2 separate regions of the Homo sapiens genome follow, and region 2 is linked to region 1. Evidence: chromatin loops called from intact Hi-C (ENCODE). Cell type or tissue: ovary. All regions are shown on one strand. Links, peaks and the distances in the headings refer to the core of each region. The heading gives the core; the rest is flanking DNA.

Region 1 (12,106 bases), core at 1,617-9,616:
GTCCCAGGTCTCTGCCTCGAGTCCCTTTGTGTGTCCTGTGTATTCATGGCCTTTGGGCCTCACAGTTCTACTCTGGTTCAGGGACATCTCTCTTGGCGACACTCATTCCGTCCTAAGTCCCGGAACCCTCATGGGGCCTCCCTTTCCCACTAGGATTGGAGTGCCCCCCGTCTATGTATCTCCCATTTGCCCCAGGTCATCAGTCTTCTCTGCTTCCAGGCCCCTCATTTTACCCCAACACCCCCACATCTGCTTATGCAGAACCTGGGATATGACGAGGCCAGTCACCCCAGTGTTGCTCTGCCCTCCCCTTTCTGTCTACCCTGAACTCCAAATGTTTCCTCCCTGCTTTGGTAAACTTTGGAAAAAGAAAACTCCTAACCCTGTGCCTGCGTCTGGTGGGCCTGGAAGAGCTGAGCTGTTTCCTGATCCCTGACTTTGGGGACCTCTTGGGTGTCCTTGCCCAAATGATGCCCACTTTGGCCTCCCTGGTCTTTGGGAAGCAGTTTTTCCCATAGACCCATTTTATGTTTAAGTTCTGCTGAGTGTGGCTTCACGTCCCTCCTCAGTGAAGCTCAGGGAGATGCCAAGGGATCGTGCCACGGGGCCTGCCCTCCCTGACCCAGCCAGCTAGGCCCTGGCCTCAGGAGAGTCAGAGGAGCCCGTGGTCTGAGGAGGAAACACACCTTCTGGGCACACCTGTCTGGAAGAGGCAGGAGGACTCAGGTCACAGTCCCCTGAAACTGTTGCCTCTGTGCTAGATGCAAAAAGCTCATCCACCCACCAAGCCCCCTCCCTACATCCCCCAGACTCAGAGATGAAGACATTACCCCACGCTTCCTGACTGCTGACGGGGAAGACAACACTACACTCAAGCTAACGATGCAATATGAGCTGGAAGTGGGGGCAAGAAGCAGTGAGACCCCCTGAGAGTTAGGGAGGAGGGCTTCTCTGAGGAGAAAGCTTCTACAGAGCCAAGCCTAAGGTGCTGGGCAGAAAAGTGAGGGAGTTCCTGGAGGAGGAAGAGGATGTGCAAAGGCCTAGAGATGCGAAAGGGTAACAGGAGGCAGGAGCCACAAGCAGTTAGCTCTGTTGGGCACACGCTGTGTTTAGGGAGGGGAGAGGGCTTTGGCAAGGTCACTCTGGGTAAGGTGGAGGCTGGTTGGAGCGGGTGGGCAGCATCAGAGAAAGCAGTGGATGAGGCTCAGATAGGCCAACCGCAGAGAAACCTGTGTTCAGCCTCAAGAATCACCCGCAGGGAGAAAATGCCTGTGTTCAGCGGCTGCTGAGGAAGAAGAAGAGACTCGGGGAGGCTGTCCAGGTGGGGCAGGCCGGGCCCAGTTGGCTTCAAGGGAATCAGAGTGGGGCCTGGTGAGTCCGGCTGAGGGCTCAGAGGAGTGGCGGCCCAGAGGAGGTTTCGGGGAGGGGAGGAGACAGTGGTGGATTGCTCAGTGGAAGGGACTGGGGCTCAACATGAGATAGGTCTTGAGAAGGGGAGGAAGGGCAGTGAAGGGTTGTGGGCCCCAGGGCTTTGGAACTGGGGCAGAGAGAGGAGACCCAGGAAGGAAGTGGGAGTTTGACGGGTTGATTATGGCACAGTGAAGGGGCCCCTTAACTCGAAGGGAAGATGGGGGTTCACTATGAAGAGAGGGGCATAGGGAGAGGGAAGTGATGGTAGGAAGGCTTGGTGAGAACAGGGGCTCCAGGAGATGGGAACGGAGGGGCAGCAAGAGAATGGGCGCTCAGGAAGGGGAGGGGTTTCAGCCTAGGGCCTGCTGCTTAGTAAGGGGTGAGGCAGGCTGTGGTGTATTTTGGAGACCAGACTCGGGAGATGGACCAGGGCCTCTGGGATGGAAGGTTCTCTGTGCCCTTAGTTAAGGGCAGCAAAGACCCTGCACAGTGTATGGTGCAGGTTTGGGGCACACCCTGTTTTGATCCGTTCTTTTCAGAGGTCAGGGCCCTACCACCGCCCCAGTGCCACACCTGATCCCAGAATGCATCAAGGCAATGTGGCTCTCAGATACGTGGGTTTCGCCATCATTTATTAAACACTTCCCTGAGGCGTTTATTCTTCAGAACAATCTTTGAGGTAGAGAAAGATGCTCACTTGGTTTACAGATGAGAAGACAGGTTCCCAGACACAGAGTAAGGGACTGGTCCAAAGCTCACGTGGAAAGTGGCAGAAGTAGGCTGGCCTAGGCTTTAGGCCCTTCCTTTATTTTTTTCCCCCTTTTTGTATTTTTCTTCTATTTCTGCTTTTTAGAGATGGTGTCTTGCCATGTTCCCCAGGCTGGTCTCAAACCCCTGACCTCAAGCAATTCTCCAGCCTTTGCCTCCCAAAGTGCTGGGATTACAGGTGCGAGCCACCACGCCCAGCCTTTTTTTCTTTGTTAAATTTTTTTCCTGCCTGGTGCGGTGGCTCACGCCTGTAATCCCAGCACTTTGGGAGGCCGAGGCGGGCAGATCACCTGAGGTCAGGAGATCGAGACCATCCTGGCTAACATGGTGAAACCCCGTCACTACTAAAAACACAAAAAATTAGCCGGGCGTAGGCGCAGGCGCCTGTAGTCCCAGCTACTCAGGAGGCTGAGGCAGGAGAATGGTGTGAACCCGGGAGGCGGAGCTTGCAGTGAGCCAAGAGGGCGCCACTGCACTCCAGCCTGAGCAACAGAGCGAAACTTCGTCTAAAAAAAAATTTTCCCCTTTCCTTTTTCTTTTTCTTTTTCTTTTTTCTTTTTTTTTTTTTTTTTTTATCCCAAGACAGAGTCTTGCTCTGTCTCCCAGGCTGGAGTGCAGTGGCGCAATCACGGCTCACTGCAACCTCCGCAGTGGCAGCAATTCTCCTGCTTCAGCCTCCCAAGTAGCTGGGATTACAGGTGCCCGCACGCCCAGCTAATTTTTGTGTTTTTACTAGAGACAGGGTTTCACCATGTTGGCCAGGCTGGTCTTGAACTCCTGACCTCGTGATCCGCCCACCTTGGCCTCCCAAAGTGCTGGGATTACAGGCGTGAGCCACTGCACCTGGCCTTTCTTGCTTTTTCATAACAGTTTTAAGGCGGGGCGGGGGGCGGAATCTGCTTATAAAATCCAAAAATTAATCCATTCTATAATTTAAAAATTTTTAATAATAGATATATGGCACTTATATATGCCAGCTGTTCCAAATGCTTTGCATATGTATTAATGCATTTGGTCTCCACCAGAATCCTATGAGGCTTCGTTGTAATGATTATTATCCCCATTTTACAGACAGGAGACTCAAGTGCAGAGAGGTAATTTATGAAGACCACTCAGTGAGTACATTCAAACCAGAACTTACTAAGTGGTGACACCAGAGTTCAGACCAAGCAGTCTGGCTCAGAAGTCTGTGCTTCACTGTACAGTTAAAAGTGAAAATCCTTGGGCGCAGTGGCGCGCGCCTGTGGTTCCAGTTCCTTGGGAGGCCGAGGCAGGAGAATCGCTTGACCTGGGAGGCATAGGTTGCAGTGAGCTGAGATCGCGCGACTGCACTCCAGCCTGCGTGACAGATCCAGACTCCATCTCAAAAACAAAAAAACAAACAACAAAAAAAGTGAAAATCCTCTCTACTCCCATCCCTGGCTATAACCCCTGTGTCAACACTTGTTAGTCTATTCATGTACATAAGGGGTTCTAGATCCTAGAAAGGAATTGCCTGGAGAGCTTCAAAATGCCGATGCCCAAGTCCTACCCCAAAATATTCCGATTTTATGGGTCTGGGGTGGGGCCTGGGCATGGGGATTTTTGAAAGCTTCTTGGGTGGTTCCAACACACAGCCCACTGGATAACCTCTAATTGAGCTGTTGAGCTGAGTGTCACACACACCTGTATTTAGTGTACTGTCCTAGGTGTGTGTACACTGTGATATCCATTAGCGTTTTTCACTCTGAGTGGCTGTCAGTTACTATGGGTTCTCCCCCACACCAGAGACCTGGTATGAACATATTTATTCAAACATTTCTTAAGCACCTTCCAGGCACCGTCGAAGGCACTTGGGGAGTCAACAGTGAGCAGGACAGTCAGGGGCCCTGCCTTTGAGTGTCTAATCTGATGGAATTGACAAATTTAGTCATGCGTTTTTCCCTGTGAGTAGCAGGGGTTCGAGCCCCTCGAGGGTTGCTGAGAGGGGGAAAGAGGGGTGGACATCTGACCCTCACACCTTAGGACGGGGAGAGACTTTCTGGTGTGGCTGTGTATGCTGGGTCTTCTGGCCCTGTGTGGATGAGATTGAGAGAGGGAGGCCCAGGGCATGTTTCTGGGCTTGAATGAGTGTGGCTGGCTGTGTGGCATGTGTGTAAAGGTGTGCATGATTTGGGCCTGTGAAAATGTGGACGGTGGTGGTGGGGAGAGGAGGTTTTGAATGGAGGGGGGCTGTGTACAAGGTAGGCACTAGCCCAGTGCGTCACACAGATGCGCACATGCATGTACACGTGTCCACACACACACAGCCAGCTGTGAGGAGGAGGCTGGCTTCCAGTCCCAGGGCCAGGAGAACTCTGCTTTGGGTATGTGGGGGAGGCACAGCTGGGGCTGGAAACTCTAGAGTGGGAGGGAGGGAGAGAGGAAGGGAGGCTGAGGAGCCGCATCCTTGATCTCTTCTGTTTCTGCAGTTCCGGACGCCGTGCTCTGGGTCTCTGTGTGCCTCTGAGTCTCCCTCTCTCTAATGTCCGGATCTTGGCATCTCTGTGCCTCTCTTCTCCGTCTTGGGCTTTGAGGCTGATCACGTGACTGGATCTCCACCTCTCCAGCCTACTTGGCTGTGTCTCCCTCCATGTCTCTGTCTCTGCCTCCATGTCTGCCTCTGCCTCTGCCTCCGTGTCCTTCCCTGTCCTTGCCAGGTGGGGGGAAGGGGGCCCAGTGCTCAGGGAGCAGGTGTCGGCTCACTCAGGCAGCAGGGAGTGAAGCCGAGGAGGGCAAAGAGCCAGCAGCCCCTGGACACACAGCCACACTCCAGGAGACGTGGGGCACTCACAGGAACACACAGTGATATGCATGGAGAGAGGGGCTCCTGAGGGCACTTACAGGGACATAGACGTACAAAAGTCCACACACAGCCACACCCGAAACACTCAGGGATGCCAGACAGATATCCACGGGCCACACACAGACACAAAGGCGCACACACAGGTACTCATTCTGGCACACACGGACATCCAGAGTCGCCGACACACCCAGGGCGTTCCTCCTGGGGAAAACCCAGAGACATGGACGCGCACACGGACACACACACACCCCTTGGGCTCGTACAGACACAGATACAGAGGCACAGGTACGCTCGGTTAACTGGCAGTCACTCAGGCACTCGGGGCTAAGGAGGCAGATGAGCACAGACAGGCACAGACCCTCCAGGACAATCGGAGACCGACATAAAAGCACAGCAGGCCGGCCGAGGGACCCACTGAGGGGCACACCCAGGCGCGGGCAGAACGTCCTCAAGGACACACTCCTCCCTCGGGCCTCACTCTGGAGCACCTGGGGACACGCCCATGGGCGGCTGCACGGGCGGCAGGACGCCCCAGCGCACCTGGCGCCCCCGGCGTTCCCCTAGGCGCCCGAGCCGAGTGTGCGTGCGTGCCCGTGCGCGCCGCCACCTGTGGGAGGAGAGGTGCGCGCTGCGCCCGGGGCTGCCCGCCTAGCGCTGCGCGGGGGGAGCTGTTGCCATGGCGCGCAGAGCGCGGCCGCATACTAATGGGGCGGCCACGGGCGCTGCCCCCACAGCTGCCCCCCTGCCGGCCGGGCTCCCTCCTCCAACTCCTTCCTCCGGCTCCAGCCAAGTCACCCCGGGGCTGGCGGCCCTGGCCCACGCACCCCACCCGGTGGGCCTGAGCCCCTTGCCTAAGGCCTAGGGGCCCTCGCCTCCCCTTTCCCGGCAGAGAAGTCCCAGGCCGGGCAAAGGGCGGCGCTGGGGCCGGCGAGGGCGAGGGCGACGGCGAGGGCGAGGGCCTGGGCGCTGCGGGGGCTGCCTGGCCCGGACTCAGGCACCAAGCGGGCACGGCAGCTGGGAGCGCAGGTGCTGCCCTGGAAATGGGGTGGTTGTCCTGGGAGGGGGCGGGACAGGGGAAATAAAGGGGGAATTTAACCCTTCCTTCCCCCAGGCTTGGCTGGGGAGGGGAGAGGCCTTGACCAAGCCCTGCGCCATCTGCCTCCAGCGTCTCTCCAGTCCTGGTTGTGGCTGCACTGAGGGTCCCCATCCCTCAGGACGTGCTCCTCATCACTCCAGGCCCTAAAGTGACTGGTGAAGTTAGGGGTGTGTGAAGTGCCCCAGGACTAGGTGGAGGGGGTGGTGGCACGTGAAGGGTTAATACGTCCTCATACCTTGATTCCAGTCCCGGAGCTGCCCTGACCCCCTACCCCCTCAGTCCCGCTGTGTTAATTGGCGCGGAGGGGTGAGGCCTATCCTGGCGTGGGGGGAGCCAGCAGAGGGTTTGCAGGTAGAGGCAGTGGGAGGGGGCCTAATGGAGGGGGGAGCCAGGCGGTTGCCTAGCAACCCCACAGCTGTCTGTTGACCTAGAAGAAGCTGCGCCGTCTTGACACAGCTGGTGTTTACATGTAACCGAGGCTCTGGCTTAGCGCTTGCTTGGAGGAAAGCTGAGGTAGGGCCCTCGTGGCAGCCTGGCCCCGGCCCCCGGCTGTCGTGGGCTCCCTGCCTGCCTGCCCTCTTTGCTTCAGCTCCCACCTGAAGTCCAACGGAGAAAGAGTGGGAGAGCAGATCTCAGGGTTGCAGGCTGTGGGGCTGGGGAAAGTTGCTGAACACACACACACATACACACACACACACACACACACACACACACACACAATGCCTGAGGCCTTCCACACAGAAATGGTGGGAGATTAGGAAAAGCAGAGGCAGATTCCAACCCACATGGAAAACACCAACATACAGAGGGACACGTGGCCCTACAGACCTGCAAAATCAAACTGACCTAGGCACGCAACACAGGCACGGAGGTACCGCAGACATAATGACAACCAGGAAGACAGACACACAGACACACAGAAACATGGTAATTGAAACACTGACACACAGATGCACCTACATACACCTCCATACACAGAACAAACAGGCACTGACCTTCTGACAGAGACACACACCCGAGCACATTGACACACAAACAGAAACCCCCCATGGTGACATCAGCAACTCCCACATGAATGCAGAGTCCATCCCTGCTAGTATCTGCAGGCCTGCACAATGAAAGGCAGAAACCCACATACACAGTCATCCATGTGCACACACAAGAACACAGAGAAGGTCGGGTGTGGTGGCTCACGCCTGTAATCCCAGCACTTTGGGAGGCCGAGGCGGGCAGATCACCTGAGGTCAGGAGATCGAGACCATCCTGGCTAACATGATGAAACCCTCTTGCTACTAAAAATACAAAAAATTAGCCGGGTGTGGTGGCACACGCCTGTAGTCCCAGCTACTCGGGAGGTGTCAGAGCGAGACTCCGTCCCCCCCTCCAAAGAAAAAAAGAACACAGAGAAACATACAATACACTCAACTTGTACCGATTGACCACAGTGCCCAAGGCAGGCAGTCGCTGACACCACTGATGCAGGCAGGAGCCCGACATGTGGAGAGGCACAGGTCCCCAGAGGACCACGGGCCCTGACATGTCCCACCTGCACCCACACAAGTACCCATAGCACAAACACGTGCCTGCCTAGGGTGTGGTGTGGGCAGAGCTGAGACTCCTCCCTACCCACAAGCTCATCATCACAGCAGATCTGCCCTGGGGTCAGAGGGCCCTAGTGGCCCCAGAACCAGAGCCCAGTGAAGCCCTGTCTGGCCTGGGCTGCATCCGTAACCCTCAGGCTTAGGGAGGAGACAGCACCAGCCTTTTCCCTGGGAGCCCCTGGCCTGAAGGAGACAGAGCTCTGTCCCCTGGAGTCCCTGGATGGGCAGAAGAGGCACAGACCTGCTCTGTGGAGCTCCAGTCTGATGGGGGCCATATCTCCTTGCCAGGTAGACAGACACACAGACACACACAGCTCCTGGGGGGTTCTTGAGGGCTTCCTGAAAGAGGTGAGCCTGAAGCCTGGCTTTGGAGCCCAAGAGGAAAGGGGGAAGGGTGTGTACGAAGGAGGGCCTCCCTTCCTTCCCCTGTGCCCCGCCCCCTCATCCAGCAGTTCCTCCTCCCCGCAGGGCCCAAGGGGCCGGCTGGGGCCCCACAGTCCCATCAGCCCAAGCAGTGAGCAGAAGGAGGAGAGCAGATATTTTTAGCTTCTCTGCCACTGACATTTCGCAGCAGGCGACCTGGGGTGAAGCTGAGTGAGTGCTGAAGGCTGGGAGAAGCCGACAGCGCCTTCCCACCCCCATGTACAAGCACACACAACTGTGCATGCACACAGTTGTGTGCAATGCTCACAGACGTGGCCCAGCTTCAGGTACACAGTCACACGCCTAGACACACATGCACCTGTGCACGTACTTGGTTCATAGGCCACTTATGCTAGAAACCTCACACACTCAAGACACAAAAAATTTATCCATTCACACACCCAGACACACACGCACGATTCATACACCTAACACACTTCCCACACCCTGCCAAGCATGCACACTTTCATTCATCATTCATTGGAGAAATATGTATACAGTGCCTACTAAGTGTTGGGCCCTATTCTGGACACTAGGAATAGATTAGCAAAATAGTTAGCAAAATAGATAAAAATTTCAGTCCTAATAGAGTTTACATTCTGACAGGGGAAGTTTGACAATAAACAAAAAATAAAAAATAAAGTATAGCCTTAAGAACCACAAATATAGGCCAGGCACGGTGGCTCGCACCTGTGATCGCAGCCCTTTGGGAGGTCGAGGTGGACAGATCACTTGAGGCCAGGAGTTCAAGACCAGCCTGGGCAACATGGCAAAACCCCGTCTCTACTAAAAATACAAAAATTAGCCAGGCGTGGTGGCACACACCTGTGATCCCAGCTACTCGGGAGGCTGAGACACGAGAATTGCTTGAACTCAGGAGGCAGAGGTTGCAGTGAGCCGGGATCCTGACACTACACTCCAGCCTGGGTGACAAGAGTGAAACTCCATCCAAAAAGAACGACACATATAACCTAATCCCCCAAAATACACAACCGCACATGTGAACAGCTTCCTAATATTCACTGCTCCACAAATACACACAACTGCACACACAACCTACAGGCAAGACTCATACAGGTAACTCCACACATATACCTCAAGACAATTACAAACATGTATACACATCCACACTTATATGCAGTTACACATTTAACATGTAAATACTTAAGCAATTCAAACACATGGTACATATTCATCCAGACACACACACACACACACACACACACACACACACCACACACAATTGTACAGAGCTATACAGTTCACCTGCCTACATACACAGGATACAGCCTCCCCAAGAACATGTAAGGCAGGTTCACACAAATCCTTCCACACATAGACAACCACTCCCTGCCGGTCATAGACACACATTCCTGCAGTCCTTCCCCTCCCCACTGAAATCCCAGCTTGTCTGCCACTGGGTCATGTATGTTCATAGGTGTCCACACAGAGTCCTAGCGTACTCGCAACCTCACGCACACTCTCAACAACCCTGCTGCAAAGAGACCACACACACTAAGTCAACGCATGCCCAGGTTCATGCCCCCTAGGTACCTGCAATCCCCTCCCTCCTTTTCCCATGAGGGCAGTTCGGTCACTGCACCCCACACCTGCACCCCGAATACTGACCCCAGGACTCCAACCCAGCTGCCCCCAGGGTTTGGGGGTTGGGCCCAGACCCTACAGGAGCCCTGGGGTCCTCTCCCCAAGGCCCCAAGAGGCAGGACTCAGAGTCTCTGAGCTCAGAGCTCGCCCCTGTGCCCAGGCTGGAGGTGGAGGTAAAGGGCAGCCTGGGCTTCTCAGCTCTGCCGCCAGTGCCCTCCCCTTGCTCTTCTCTCCTCCTTCCTCTCGTCTCAAATTCCTTTCGTTCTGTTTCTCTGTCTCCCCATCCCACCCCTATCTCTCCAATAGCCCTTGGCCAAAAACCAAGCCCTCTTCTCTTCCGTATTCTGCCAGAGGGTATTGAAGCCCTGTGACAAACAGATGGACTAACAGGCAGACAGACATATCACTTGGGCAACAAAAGCAACACAAAAAAGAGGTCGTTGTCATATCCCGAAGACCTGGGAGGAAGAAAAGATAAATGGACCAAGGGAAAGATAAGACTAAGTGGCCCATGGGCCAACATGCACAGCTAGGAGAAGGAGCCCTGGATTCCAGTCCTGGTTCTGCTGTGTGACCCTGGATCAGCTGCTGCTCCTCTCTGGGTCTTTTCTGCCTCTGTACAAACAGGGAGTTGCGGTAGGTGTTTTTTTGAGGCAACAGGACTCTCAAAGACACTGCAGCAGTTGTATAAACAGGGAGAGGAGCTGGGGGCCTTGAGGGCCTGGTTAGAGCCATAAAAGCCCCTCCCCAGAGGCTCTCCACAGCCTCTTCCCCGCCCTAGGCCTGGGCTCCAGTCTGGGTTGAAGCACCAGAGGCCAACAGCACCCCCTGCCCCCAACATGCATAAACACATGTGCTCCTCCGAGACTCAGCTACTTCCTTTGCCCTCTCTGGACCTCAGTGTCCAGGCTTGTGCATTTAGGGGCTCAGGTTTGGGCTCTGTGCCTATGAGCCAGTCTATGTGTGCACTGTCTGTCTGTCTGTCCGTCTGCCAGCAGCCTTCAGGCGCCAGGAGGGGAGGCAGCAGTGGAAGGTGGGGGCAGGGAAGGAGGTAGCGTTGACAAGTTCCAATGTCTGGCTTTCCCTCCTGGAAACCCCGAGCTGGGGCTGGCCCCCCCTTCCCTTCCTGTCTCTCTCGCTCAAGCACGTCCCTTCTAAGAGCCCCTCTCTGCAGACGCCCCCAGTGGAACCAAGCCCAGATTCGCTGCCAAGAAGGCCGACATTTCTTAGACTTGCCACGTTAAAGGGGCCTGCACAGGCACGCACTCAAATCCCCCCCTCCATGTCCTCCGCCTGTGCACATTCAGGCAACCCGAAACACACAAAGACACGGTTGGACACAGCGGCCACCTGTGCACACAGGAGGTAGCACATGGAGCGCATCTGACCCCGGGCTCACAGACAAGTACAAACATAGCCATGGACTCCCTCCGCCCTCCTCCATTCAGCCTGCCACAGACCCAAGCACGCAGTTTCCAGCGCACCGTGCTCACAGACACGCACAAACGCAGTCACACGCAGGGCCTTGCCACATAGAGAAACAAGTGCAAACCTGTAGCACAGCACCGTCACCATCACCACCACCGCCGCCGCCACCGCCCTGTGTAAATGCAACCACAGAAACACAATGCCTGTGCTGCCTGTTCCCTGTACACACAGCCAAGCATATACAGTCACACAGTGTTCCCCTGAGTCACTCTCAACAACCACACAGACAAAGTCTGTTGGGCACAGAGGCGCCCATACCCATCCTCTGGACATTTGGACTAGCCCACACCACCAGTACTGTGCCTTCCTGGGCACAAGACATGCACAAAATCCCAGCCACCTGCAGAGTTCCCTTCTGCACACACACTGTCCCTTGCACATACACAGACAAGCTCAAACCCACAGTTATGCTGTTATCCTCTTGTACACCATAAAATCACAGGGGCTCCCAACACACCCAGATGTGACATACACAAACTCAGGCACATGTACCGACTCTTTTGTGCATACAAAGATTTATTGGCACTGACGTGGTGCCCATCTGCTACCATGTGCACACACTGCTAGATCTCGCACGTCTCTGTACACAGGCCTGCGTTCAAACTCAGGGCATACAGCTTTCCCTTGTGCTTACACAAACACACAGTGGCCCCCGATGTCGGCACAAACCCACACACATAGCATCATCACCTGTGCACATTGAGGCAAACACAGACTCACAAACCACCCCAACGTGCTCTTCCATGCACACACATATGTGTGCATGCTCCCACAGACAGACCCAGCTATCGGAACCTCATTCTCAGACACTGCAGTCCCCTGGCCCCCAACCCCAGCTTCCTGCCTCCTTCCCTTGGCCGGCGAGGGTGGGGAAGGGCTGGGAAGGCTGGG
Region 2 (12,106 bases), core at 1,946-9,945, 48 kb before region 1:
GGAGAGCAGGGGCAGAGGCCTGTTTCCTGGAGCCAAGCCTGGCCAGCTTCTGCTGGTCTGGCGGAATCAGGGTGAGTTCAGAGGTTGGCTGGACCCAGAGGCAATCCCAAGGGCATAGCAGGGGAGGCCTGAGACACTGTGTGATTGAGCAAAGGGGCAGAATCTGTCCAGAACGGAGTGAGTGTGTGGGTGGTGTTGAGACTCAGGGGAGGGGAAGAGAGGAGAGGAAGAAGTCAGCCCCGCTGACCAGATGAGAGAGAACAGCCAGGAGGTTGGTGGGGCCAAAGCTGGCTCTGAAGGCCCCTGAATGTCAGGCTAAAGACCTTGGCCTTGATGTTGTCGTCAGCAGTAGGGAGCTGTTAAAGGTTTCAGGGCAGACACGCAGAGTCATGAGAATGGGATTTGAGGAAGATGTAGCTAGCTCGAGGTGGAAGAGATTCAGAGGAGGTGACTGGAGGTGGGGGAGCCCACCAGGAAGCTGTCATGGCCAAGTAGGTGAGACATGATGAGGTCAGATCAGAGAGACCACTTGGACTGGAGGAAGGAGTAGGGCCTGGGAGAGGATACCCCTGGGTTCTGGCCTTGGATCTGCCCAGATTTTCTGAGGGTCCCTTCTTTATTACACACCTCTATTTTCCCATTTGGATTGAACTAAAGGCGTGCCTGCCTTTTTTTTTTTTTCTCTTGGTTACCATTTTGGCTAAGGACCCATTTTGAGAAGATGATGAGACCTAGGGGCTTTCTCTCCAGAAAAATTTTTTTTAAAAATATATTTTTTTAAAGTTTTGAGCCTGGGCAACATAAAAAATTAAGTAGCCAGGTGTGATGGCACATGCCTATGGTCCCAGCTACTTGGGAGGCTGAGGTGGGAGGATTGCTTGGGCCCAGGAGGTTGAAGCTGCAGTGAGCTATGATCACGCCACTACACTCCACCCTGGGATACAGAGCGAGACCCTGTCTCAAAAACAAAAACAGGCGGGACGTGGTGGCTTACACCTGTAATCCCAGCATTTTGGGAGGCTGAGGTGGACAGATCACCTGAGGTCAGGAGCTCGAGATCAGCCTGGCCAACATGGTGAAACCTCGTCTCTACTAAAAATACAAAAATTAGCTGGGCATGGTGGCATGCACCTGTAATCCTAGCTACTCGGGAGTCTGAGGCAGGAGAATCGCTTGAACCCGGGAGGCGGAGGTTGCAATGAGCTGAGATGGCACCACTGCACTCCAGCCTGGCGACAGAGCGAGACTCCATCTCAAAAAAAAAACCCAAGTTTTTGGTTGGTTAAAATGTTGTGAGGTTTATAAACCTGTGAAGTCCATCTATGGAACTAAGCTAGATGATCAATAGTAATAAAAATAGCAGCTAGCATTAAATGCTTATTATGTGCCAGGCACTGGGCAGAGCAATATACCTCATGATCTTGTTAAAGCTATACAACAACCTGTGAAATAGTTACCATTTTACAGACGAGAAAACTGAGGAGGCCTAGAGAGATGAAGTGGCTTGCCCAGTCAGGGTTGGAAGTTAAGCCTGGGCTTGTCAGATCCAGACCCTGAGATCTTAACCACAAAGGTTAGCCAAGGATTCTAGGATTCAGGAAGAAGAAATGGCAGGGAAGGGGACAGGTATGGGAGGGTTTTCAAAGAAAGCCGTGGAGATAGCAGAGCAGGAGAAAAGGGAAGAGGGGTAGTGGTGCCAGCTCAGCTCTGAGGAGAGACGACGCATCAGGTAGTTGGAGGTAAGGGGCTGGAGATGCGGATTTCATTTAGAGCCCCCTGGCCTGGCTTCCAGAGGGCTTGGTATCTGTCCCACATGACCCCCAGCTAAGTGACCTGCTCTGGAGCCTGCTGGGAAGGGGTGGAGGTGGGGCCACTCTATCTCTTGGCCTCATTATATTTTGCCCCCTTGTTCTGGAAGGGCTTACCCCTAACTCTTTGACTCAGCCTCCAGTGCTGTCTCTGGAATCTACCCTCCCTCCCACATCCCAAGGCCATCAAGAAGGGCCCATGGGCCTTGATCTCTCTAGGGGAGTTAAGAAGTAGAGACACCCTTTCCATCCCAGAGAGGAGTCCTGGGGCCCATCTGCCGAGATCAGAGTAGGATTTGGAACCCAAGCACCAGGGAACCAATGTTAGGCTCTGGTTTTAGATCCTGGCGGGCAGCACTGTCTAGAACCACAGCAGGAGGTGATCTAGATTAGACTAGGCCATGGTCTTGGGCTGGAATCTAAATTTATAGTGGGTTGGATTTGTTGCTCATCTAAAATGGTCATTCTGGAAAGTAAAAATTTTAGACTTTGTAAGCATTCAGTCTCTGTCATGAGTAGTACTTAACTCTGCCATTGCACCTTGAAAGCAGTCATAGACAGTGCATAAGCGAATGAGCATGGCTGTGTTCCAATCAAACTTGAATTATAAAAACAGACAACAGGCCATGGACCATAGTTTGCCAACCTCTGATCTAGAACCTTATTCCTCCTGAGGGGTGTGTAGATTTTAAACCTAATTAGACAGTGATCTAAGCAAACAATGTTGACATGTCAGGCTGGAACCTAGATCCATGGCAAGTTAACATGAAAGGTGATCTATAGTCACACTCTTGCTGGGATCTAGATATTGGGGATTGATGAACAAGAAATGCACTAAATAGTGTGTATAAAGCAGACTAAGCCATCATCTCTGGCTGAACCTAGATTCACGGAAAACTGGGGTGGGGTGGTGTGGGGTGGTGAGATTTAGACTAACACATAAGGCTGTGGTCTAGATATGAGAAAGTGAGTGAGCTAAAGTCACACAGATACGGATCCAGAGAAGGCAAAGCTTTAGTCCAAAGCCAGAACCCACAAGACCTAGAACACCAGCCTGGGCAACGTAGTGAGGCCCTGTCTCTACAAAAACGTTAAAAAGTTAGTTGGGCATGGTAGCATGTAGTCCCAGCTATGCAAGAGGCTGAGGTGGGAAGATTGAGCCCAGAAGATTGAGGCTGCAGTGAGCTGTGATTATACCGCTGCACTCTAGCCTGAGTGACAAAGCCAGACACTGTCTTAAAAAAAAAAAAAAAAAAGATTTAGAACAGGACTATCCAGTAGACACATAATAGAAGCCATATATGTGTCCGGGTGTGGTGGCTCACGCCTGTAATCCCAGCACTTTGGGAGGCCGAGGCAGGTGAATCACAAGGTCAGGAGTTCAAGACCAGCCTGGCCAACATAGTAAAACCCCGTCTCTACTAAAAATACAAAAAATTAGCTGGGCATGGTGGCAGGCACCTATAATCCCAGCTACTCGGGAGTCTGAGGCAGGAGAATCTCTTGAACCTGGGAGGTGGAGGTTGCAGTGAGCCGAGATAGCGCCATTTCACTCCAGCCTGTGCGACAGTGTAAGACTCCGTGTCAAAAAAAAAAAAGAGAAGCCACATATGTAATTTAAAATTTTCAAGTAGCCACATTAAACAAAGTAAAAAGACATAAAAGGAAGTAAGTGGAATTAATTTTAACAATTTATCTTTCTTTTTTTTTTTGAGAGGGAGTCTTGCTCTGTTGCCCTCACTGGAGTGCAGTGGCACAATCTCAGCTCACTGCAACCTCCACCTCCCGAGTTGAAGCGATTCTCCTGCCTCAGCCCCCCAAGTAGCTGGGATTACAGGTGCCCACCACCACACCCAGCTAATTTTTGTATTTTTTGTAGAGATGGGGTGTCACCGTGTTGGCCAGGCTGGTCTCGAACTCCTGACCTCAGGTGATCCACCCACCTCGGCCTCCCAAAGTGTGGGATTACAGGCATGAGCCACTGTGCCTGGCCCAACAATTTATCTTATATAACCCAATATATCCAAAGTACTAGCATTTTAATGTATAAGCCTTATAAAAATTATTAATGAGGTATTTTATATTTAAAAAATACATTAAGACTTCAGAATCTGGTGTATATTTTGTACTTACAGCACATTCCAGTTCTGACTAGCCACACTCACATGTGGCTAGTGGCTACCATGTTGGACAGCACAGATTTAGAAACAGGCTTTTCTTTGGGACCAGGGTCCAGAGGAGTTATGAGCCAGAATAATCTGGAACAAGTAGGGTTGTACTCGCCAGAGGTTACACCCTTAGCAGACTTGAACTGGGTGTAGTCTGACTGCCTGGGAGAACATCTGGGCTGTGGGCTGGGGAGTCAGGGGTTCCCTCCCCTGGAGTCTTAACTCCCTGGCCTCAGGTGGAATCTCTGTTGGGGCTCTGGCCTCTCAGGGTATTCAGTATCACCTCTGAGCACTGGCCCCCAGTTCCTGTCCCTTATCCCAGTGTCACCTCAGTCTTGTCTGGCCTGGCAGGTCAGGGGGAGGGGAGCAGGGTGGCAGCTGGACCCTTGAGAGAGCAGGAGCTCCACCCCTCCGAGCCAGCTGCTGCCAGCCTTCCTGGACTGACTCTGTGGAAACAGGGGGCCCAGAGACAGAAATAAACTGCCAGGTTTCCGGGGCGGAGTGGGGGGCCTGCCAGTCTTTGTGCTTCCTTGCTTGGGAGTGGGGGGAGCAGGAAGCAGCTCCAAGCCCTGTCCTAGGCTGTTCCCCCTGTATGCCATCTCCCCTCACCCCCAGATGCCCCTGCCCCCATGGCTCTGAGGCTAGGCTGAGTCTAGAATTTGATGGATTAGTGAAACCTAGGGGCCCATAGTCTGGGACTGACACTTGGGAGCAGAGAGTGGTCCTTAGGACTCTGGTCCCAGCTTGGTGCCCATTTCTAGAATCCTGTCCTGGGGGCCCCTCTAGCTGCCGCACGGCAGGAGCTGAACAGATTCAGAGGGCTGCAGTGGGGCAACCGACCAGGAGCTGAATGATTTGTATTGGATGCCCACGTCTGTCATTCACTGGCCAAAGGCAATTTTCTTTCCTCATTTATGATCCTATCCCCGGGTCTCAGGAGGGATGACTGTGTCCTCCCATCCCTTCCTCTTGGGCCTAAGCTTCCCCATCCGTTGTGGGATTTGGACTGTGAGCTACTGGAGAGGGAGTGAGGGACAGGGACAGAGTAGCCAGGAAGAATGTTGAGGGATGCTGTCTGAAGCTGCTGGCTTTGTGACAGGGGCGCTGTCACCAGTGCAAGGTAGGGTACTGGTCTCTGTGTTCATGTCATGACGGTGGGTGCTGGCGTTGGGGGGTGTGGGCAGGCGGTGAGCACTGGGATGCACTGTATATATGTGTGTGTGTGAGGTGCTAGACTCAGGATGGCCAGTGCCTAGACAGGGCCAGGGTCACGGGTCACCACATGCCCAAAAGCAGCCTCCACTGTTGTAAGGGTGACACTGGTGTGATCCCCCCATGTCCCTACGGGTAGATGGAGGTGGGAATGGCCCCAGTGGAGCTGTTGAGAACAGCCCCTCATGCCTGGAACTGGGACCAGAGCAGAAGGGGTCCCCAGGGACTGCCTGAAAGGGAGGAGGGAAGCAGCAATGCTTGTCCTGCCTGTGTCAGGGTGAACACTGTGTTCAGTGGTTAACGGGTTCTGGAACCAGAGTTTTTCTGACTTTAGGCTCTGACATTGTGTGACCTTTGGTGGGTCACTTAACCTTCGTGAACTTCAGCTTTCTCATTAACAAAAAGGGGATAATATTACCTACTTTATGGAGGCCTTATAATTGAGTTAGCGCATGCTAATAATGCAGGGCAGGTGCCCTGTGTTAGCAGTGACCATTGGGTAGTCGCTAGGCACAAATAGGTGGTCAGTGAAAACGCATTGTTCAGATGTCCGGACGCTTTCCCTGCAGAGGGCCTTTTCAGACCCCTTCGTTTTAATAAGGAAAACGGAGGCCCCCAATTGTGACAGCGTTTTGCCCAAGGAGAGGCACACAGCAAACAAAACCTTTATATGGCACCTACCCTATAAAGCCGGGTAGCTCAACCCCAATTTACAGGTAAGGAAATCGAGGCCTGTGATTGGCCGCCGGTTCACGGTGGCGCTATCCAGTTAGGCCTCAGTCCGCCGCTGCGGAGGGAGCGCCGGGCCGCCAGTGCTCTCTGCAGGAGGGGCGTGCAGGTAGCGGGCGCCCTGGAGCCACTGCCCGAGCCAGGCACGCTATTAATAACCCCGCCACTCAGCCGCGTCCGAGAGCGCAGGTCCGGACCGCTGCCGGGCGCCTCCAGTCCCCGGGCCGGGGCAGAGCCCGAGCCCGACCCGGATCGCGACGGCCCTCCCCTCCCCCCGCCACGTGACCCCGCCCCCCCTCCCATTCAGCGGGCAGCAGAGGGCCCGGCCTGGCGGGCCGGGGGCCAGGAAAAAGCCGAAAACACCGAGGCCGGGCCGCTCCCCTCCCGCTCAAAATAGCCCCCGGTCGGGGCTGCCACGCATTCCGCCGGGCCCGGGGCGCGGGAAGGGGCGGCCGGCTTGGCCCCCGCCCGGCCAGACGTGGCTACCCGGCCGGGTTGGACCGGGTGGGGGCCGAGGGCGGGCCGCGCGGCCGGCCGGCATGTGGCTCTCCTTCGGGGAGCCTTGGCAGCCCGGGCTGCGCGCTGCGCGGGGATGATGGAGAGCTTCTGGAATTTCCTGCAGCTGGAGAGCGCGGCCGGCCGGGGGAGCGAGCTAAGCGCGCAGCTCGGGCAGGGGCGCCTGGCGCCCGACCCTAGGGGGCGCCTCCGCGGCGAGGGTGGTGGGGGGAGACCTCGCCGCCCGGCCCCAGACTGCGGGAGTGGAGAGAGCACCCCTCGCCTCCTCGGCCTCTCTTTTCGGGTCTGGCGGGGGTCCAGTCCCGCCCCTCCCGGCTTGCGCGGCGGAGAAGGGCCAGGTGCAGGCAACGCCCCTCCCCCAGCCGCCTGGTTTCCCTCTCCGCCCGTCACCTCCTCCAGGAGCCAGAAACTCTGTGGCCTCATCTGGGAGGGGGGCGGAGGTGGCAGGGATCAGTGGGCAGCTTAGCCTGCCAGGTAGCCCCAGAGGCGGCGGCGGCGGCGGGAAAACTCGGAGGCGGGCTCTTCGGGCCCTGAGAAGTGCTGGGCCTGCGGACTGGAGCTTCTTGCTCCAGCCAGAGGAATCTGAGGGCTGCTAGGAGGGAGGCAAGGCAGTCTTCTCCCAGCATGCAGCACCCCCGCCCCGCCTCCCAACTGCGGAGCCGATGTGGGGGCAGATGTGCTGGGAAAATCCTGGATAATTTTCCCGACGGCGACAGTAGCTTTCTTTGAGAGCATTTCTGCACCTTGCAGGCCCCAGAGTCCAGAGAAGGGCCCCGGGATGGGAGGGGCTTCATTTTACAAGAGCCCTGAGAATCCAGGAGTAGGTATGTGACCTCTCAGGGCTCACTCTTGGCACTATGGCTTGGGGAAGGAAAGAGGTCTACCCTGCCCTTTGTTGGGCAGGGGAAGGGACGCTTTCCCACAACTTTGTTCCCTTCCAGCACCATTTGGTGCTCTGTAAACTGATGAACCTTTTGGCAACTCAGCAGGCATCTTCCCCATCTGATGGTGGACCCTTCTCCCCCTGCCAGTGGCCCTTGTTCAGTTCTGTTTCCTGCCCCCACCTAGCATACTCTCACCATGGTAAACAAAAGCAGTCGGGATAGGCACGCTTCACCTATGCCACAGTTGCCACTCGCTGGCTGTGTGACCTTGAACAAGTCCTTTTACTCCTGAGTTTCCCTTTCCTCACGTGAAAAACTAGATAACACTAGATAGGCCATGGCCTTGTGGTGGGGCTCAAAGTTACACAACATTTCAATCAGTTAGCATAGCATCTGCACATAGTAAGGGTGGGAAATGAAGGGCACCCGTGTGACATCCAGCCCCATCCTGAGGAATAGAGGTAGCCCCCAAAACATTTGAATTCCCTTCCCCTGCACCAAGCCTGTGAGATTTCACTTCCCAAGGTCTCTGTCACACTAGTCTCCTCACAGTGCTCCTTTTGCCTTCCACTGGGGGTGGGGCGGGGGCTGGCAGAGAGCTCCAGGCTGGCTCCCCAGGGGATGGTCCAGGCAGGCTGTGAGGCTGGTGGAATTCTGCTTTCCTCTTCCTCTCATCTCCTTGCTGACCTTTCACTCCATCACTGCCAGATACCCAGATTCAAATTCAGATGCCTCGGGGTTCCTCCTTAGCCCAGGATGTTGGGCCTGGGCCTGTGTCAACTCCCAACCTCTCCTATCCCCAGTTCTCCCTGTTTCCTGTTTGATTGGCCTTCCATGTCCACTGGGAAAGACCCTGGTGTACTGGAAGGAGCTCAAGGCCCCATTTGTTGTCTGTGTGAACTTGAGCAAATTACCCTACCTCTTGTGAGCCTCAGTTTGCTTTTCTGCAAAATGGAGTTGAAATAAAAACTACCTGGCAGAACACCTCTTTACTCATGCATCGCAGAGGCTTCCTGGCAGAGATCTACGTAAATAATAAAAGGCAGGGATGCCCTGGACCACAGAGGGAACTTGCATTCAAGGCCAGGTATAGGGAACTTTGTAACCTTCCCTTGCCTTTGGTTTGGGGAGACAGCTCTCTGGGGCGCTGGGATAGGAAGTGGAGCAGGAATGAGCATCCACCAGCTCTTTTTGGCAAAGCCTGGATCCCACCAAATTTATGTGGCCCAGATTCCAGGGCTGCGAGGTGCTCATGTCTTTGGATGCACTGTTGGGCAGTTCTCATAAACTCTCTAGGACTACAGATTCCCCTCCCAACTAGTCGGTTCCACCTCCCTCTGCCTCAGAAAAGCCTTTCTGGGCTAACTGTACCCTACTCCCCAGTGTCTTTACCACACATAGAGGGCTCCCACTGGGGAACTATGAAAGAAAAGGGCAACCAGGAGTTCGGCTGTGTGACGTTAGGCAGGCTGCTTCCCCTCTCTGGGCCTTGGTTTCCTTCCTCCTGCATAGCGAAGGAGGTTGGATTAGTGGCTCCCTAAGGCACCTTCTAGCTCTGACAGGCTCCAAGCCTGTGTTGACTGATGTGTCCTAGGAGATAGGCGCACACAGAGAACCAAGTCAGCTCGGAGATTCCTGTCAAGGTATCCCCACCCCACCCCCAGAAGGCTGGAGTGCCTCCCTTCCTGAGACACACCCTTCAGGGATACTGGTGGAGGTTGTGGTGGATGGAGGGGGCTTATCACCCAAGCCAGTGGCACCGCTGCTTCCCTAGGTCTCTGTTGTCTGTGGAGAGGCCTGTGCATAGGAATAAGAGCTTGTGTCAGGCGGGGCTGTGAGACTGTGTGCTTCTAGGGGAAGGGAATGTGTGTGTCAGTGACCAGTCGGCCTCCAGGGAATTGGGGCATGGCGCACAAGACAGCTAGCTCATGGGTTGGTGTCTCCAGAAGAGCGATCGCAGGGGCGGTGTGTTGAGGTGTGTGCAGGACAAGGAGGCTGGCAGTGGGAGGGAGGAAGAAACATCCATGAAGCAGAGAGCCGGGCTTTGGGTCAGGACAGGCTCCTCAGAGAGGCTCCAGCCTCCTGGGGAAGCGGCTGGAGTCAGCACAGTCCCACACTGCGTGGTTTTGCCTGCACCTGGGTTTGTCAGTTGTTTATGGATGTTGAGCTGAGTGGCACTGTTTGGAATTGGAGTTGTCATGTACTGTTGTGGGGGTATCTGTAGGGGTGTTGTCAGGGCCTCTGAACAGTGCATGTGTGGCTGGCTAGGGTACGGACGTGTAGCTGTCCAGAACAGTGTTGTAAGGCAGTAGGCAGCTCCTGGCCGTTTGGGCTGCTATCAGATGTCAGGTTGTACTGGGACCATCCGGTGGTGTTTTCAGGCTGTGAGTGAATCCTGGCCATGTTTTGGGTGCCTCTTCCCTTCTATCTTTGTACAGAGGGGGGCCCCAGGACACCTGGAGGGAGGTCTCCTGTCTTAATCAGTCCCTCCACAGGTAAGCAGGCAGGCAGCCTCAAGCCCCCTCACTCTCAGTAATTTTACCACGGTGCCTAAGTCAGGAACAGGCGTGAATTGACCTTTTAACCCCTTCCCCACCACGGGATTAGACTCTGTTTCCTGTTCAATCTCCTCCAGAACCAATTCCACCCCGTCTGGACCACCCCCCAAAATGGATAAGCAACCCCCTCCATTTCTTTTCTCCCCCACCCCTGTCAGGCCTTGAGTTGGGGGGCTGAAGGCCAGGCTGGTGCAGGGTCTGGCAGGAGCTGAGGGCCCAGGTGGGAGTGATAAATATTGAAGAGGAGGGATTTCGGTGTGGGCTGGAGCAGCTGCAGTGGTTCGAGTGTCACACTATCTCTCCCCAGGTTTACTGACCCATTTCCATTCACGCGGCTGCTGGTTTCCTAGCAACGGCAACAGTCCCCCCAGAACAGGCGGAGTGTGTGTCTGCCATTAGCGACTGCCGCAACTGTGTCAAGGTTACCCCGCTCCCTGCAAACCCACCCCGGCGGGTTTGTTTTCTGCCAGCGCCTGGCACACACCATGCCAGCCTGGGAGGGGGAGGGGAGGGGGCTGGGGGCCAGCCCCAGGGCTTGGGTGAAGTAGGGGGCCGAGGAGGAGCTGCTGTTCCCGGTCCAGTGGGAGCCAACTTGGACTGAGGCCGAAGCAGCCACCCCCCCCTCCTTGGCTGGTGGAATTCCTGAGCCTGAGGGGAGCAGGGGGTGGGGCTGTCCCTCAGCCCTGACCCCCGAGATTCCAGAGCCTGGGGGGAGGGCTGTGGGCCGAGGGGGCCTCCAGGAAGCCTGTCCGGTCTGACCCCACCTGACTTGTTCTGCTCCTGCCCTGGCTTCTTCCTCCTCCTGCTGCAGCTCAGGGTTCTGCTCCGCTCCAGGCTCTTTGTCCCAGCCTGCCTCTGTGCCTGGTCTCCCCCATCAGACTCCCCAGGGCAGGGTTGTATTTCTCCTGTTGGACTAGGGGTTCCTGAGGTTGGGGTTCATAATGCCTCCTTTCCTTCTCCACCCTCAGCACTAGCTCATGACTATTTTTCCAAATGGCATGGGAGATGAGATGGGACATTTGGGGTGGCAGAGAATACTAGTGGGGACTTTCTGGATACCCTCATTCCACCACCGCTCGCTAAAGGAGATTCTTCCTACACTCCCTCCACCTGGCAGCCCACACTGGGTCTGGCCACAGGAAGTAGAGTACCCTGCCTTTTCTTCCTGAAAGTCAGGCTGCAAAGGGTTAAAGGAGCTCTCCCACCCCTTGCGTTGGTATGTGAGCTCCCCCAGGCTGGGGGGATGGGAGAGTGGGGGGGTCTGTCACCTTATAGCCACTCATGTGGTCAGCTCAGACCTGACCAGTCACATTCCTGCCCAGGAGGGCTGGGGCTTGAGGCAGAGGGGCAGGGGCAGGGGCCTGGAGGGGGCTGGTTTGCAGGAATGGAAAGGGGGAGCCAAGAAGCTGGGGCAAGGGGCTGCTGGGCAGTATTAAGATACATAAAGCTTGAGTCCATCTCCTCATTCCTCTAGGCCTCAATCTCCCTATCTTTCCTCCCAGTTTGCACCCCCTAAAACCTTCCAGTGGTGCACATGCCTGTGACACAGGTACAGACCTGGTCCCAGTTCTAAACAAAGAGAAGAGTGTGGCCAAGGCAGTTTCTGACATGCAGGGCAGCTCAGGGACTTGTTGGTAGCCTGCAGTGTGACTTTCTGGTGCTTAGGGGAGGTTGGCTAGGTTTTTGGCTGGGTCAGAGGATTTGAGATCTAGGGTACGGATCAAGCTGTGCTAGACAGTAGAAAGAGACCTGGGCGGGGACCCAGGAAACTTGGTTCTTTGCCCAGCCCTGTGCCTGACTCCTCATGGCCTCAGTATCCCCATTTGAAGGGTTTAGGCCAGTGGTCTCTAAAAGCCCTCCTGTCCTGTTAGTCAGTAGCCCTGGGTGAGGGATGAGGGGTGGGGGGCGATGGTCTGGAGGGGTGTGGGAAGCTGCCAGCTCAAGGGGGAGTTTGCAACGTGATCCCAGAGCGAAAATAGCCCAGGTCATTTTCAGCTGCTTGGGCGGAGGTATCTGATCCCGGCAGGGCAGCTTGGGCAGGGGGCAGGGAGGAGCATTCTGTAAAGCTCTCTGGGAAACCAGACCCTAGGATGGGAGGGTAGGGAAAGGTTGGCATGCCCAGCTGGGCTTCCTGAGACCCGCTGGGGGCCCAGGAATGGAAAGATGAGGAATGCAGAGGGTTAACAGGAGGTGAAGGCTGGACTCCAGCCCCCTTTGGGTCCTGGCCTGGC

What was found. A loop is a pair of places that touch in the nucleus more often than their neighbours do. Peaks named below come from ENCODE experiments on the same cell type or tissue, not always from the same donor. Only the 100,000 strongest peaks of a DNase experiment are listed, where the experiment ranks them.
Region 2: it touches region 1 in a loop (1.8-fold over the local background); 24 of 110 quality-filtered maps call a loop at or near these places.

Annotation. Positions count from the first base shown.
Region 1 is chr1:27,521,720-27,533,825 of GRCh38, reverse strand. It overlaps LOC105376892 (a long non-coding RNA gene), which reads right to left and starts at 11,339. Exons shown (of 2, transcript NR_188658.1): 1 at 11,280-11,339; 2 at 3,106-3,540. RefSeq lists enhancers at 4,264-4,978, 7,868-7,957, 7,886-8,524, 10,436-11,018 and silencers at 5,368-5,727, 5,748-5,857. In ovary, for the core only: a CTCF peak has its summit at 5,638; DNase peaks (open chromatin) are centred at 4,535, 5,714, 6,535, 8,185 and 2 weaker places; H3K4me3 peaks cover 1,781 bases; H3K27ac peaks cover 7,209 bases.
Region 2 is chr1:27,570,003-27,582,108 of GRCh38, reverse strand. All of the region lies in intron 3 of AHDC1 (AT-hook DNA binding motif containing 1), which reads left to right. Among named protein-coding and RNA genes, the nearest start is that of AHDC1, 28 kb to the left of the region's middle. RefSeq lists an enhancer at 135-664 and a silencer at 6,057-6,196. In ovary, for the core only: a CTCF peak has its summit at 6,682; DNase peaks (open chromatin) are centred at 6,054, 6,508, 6,868 and 9,635; H3K4me3 peaks cover 1,428 bases; H3K27ac peaks cover 7,247 bases.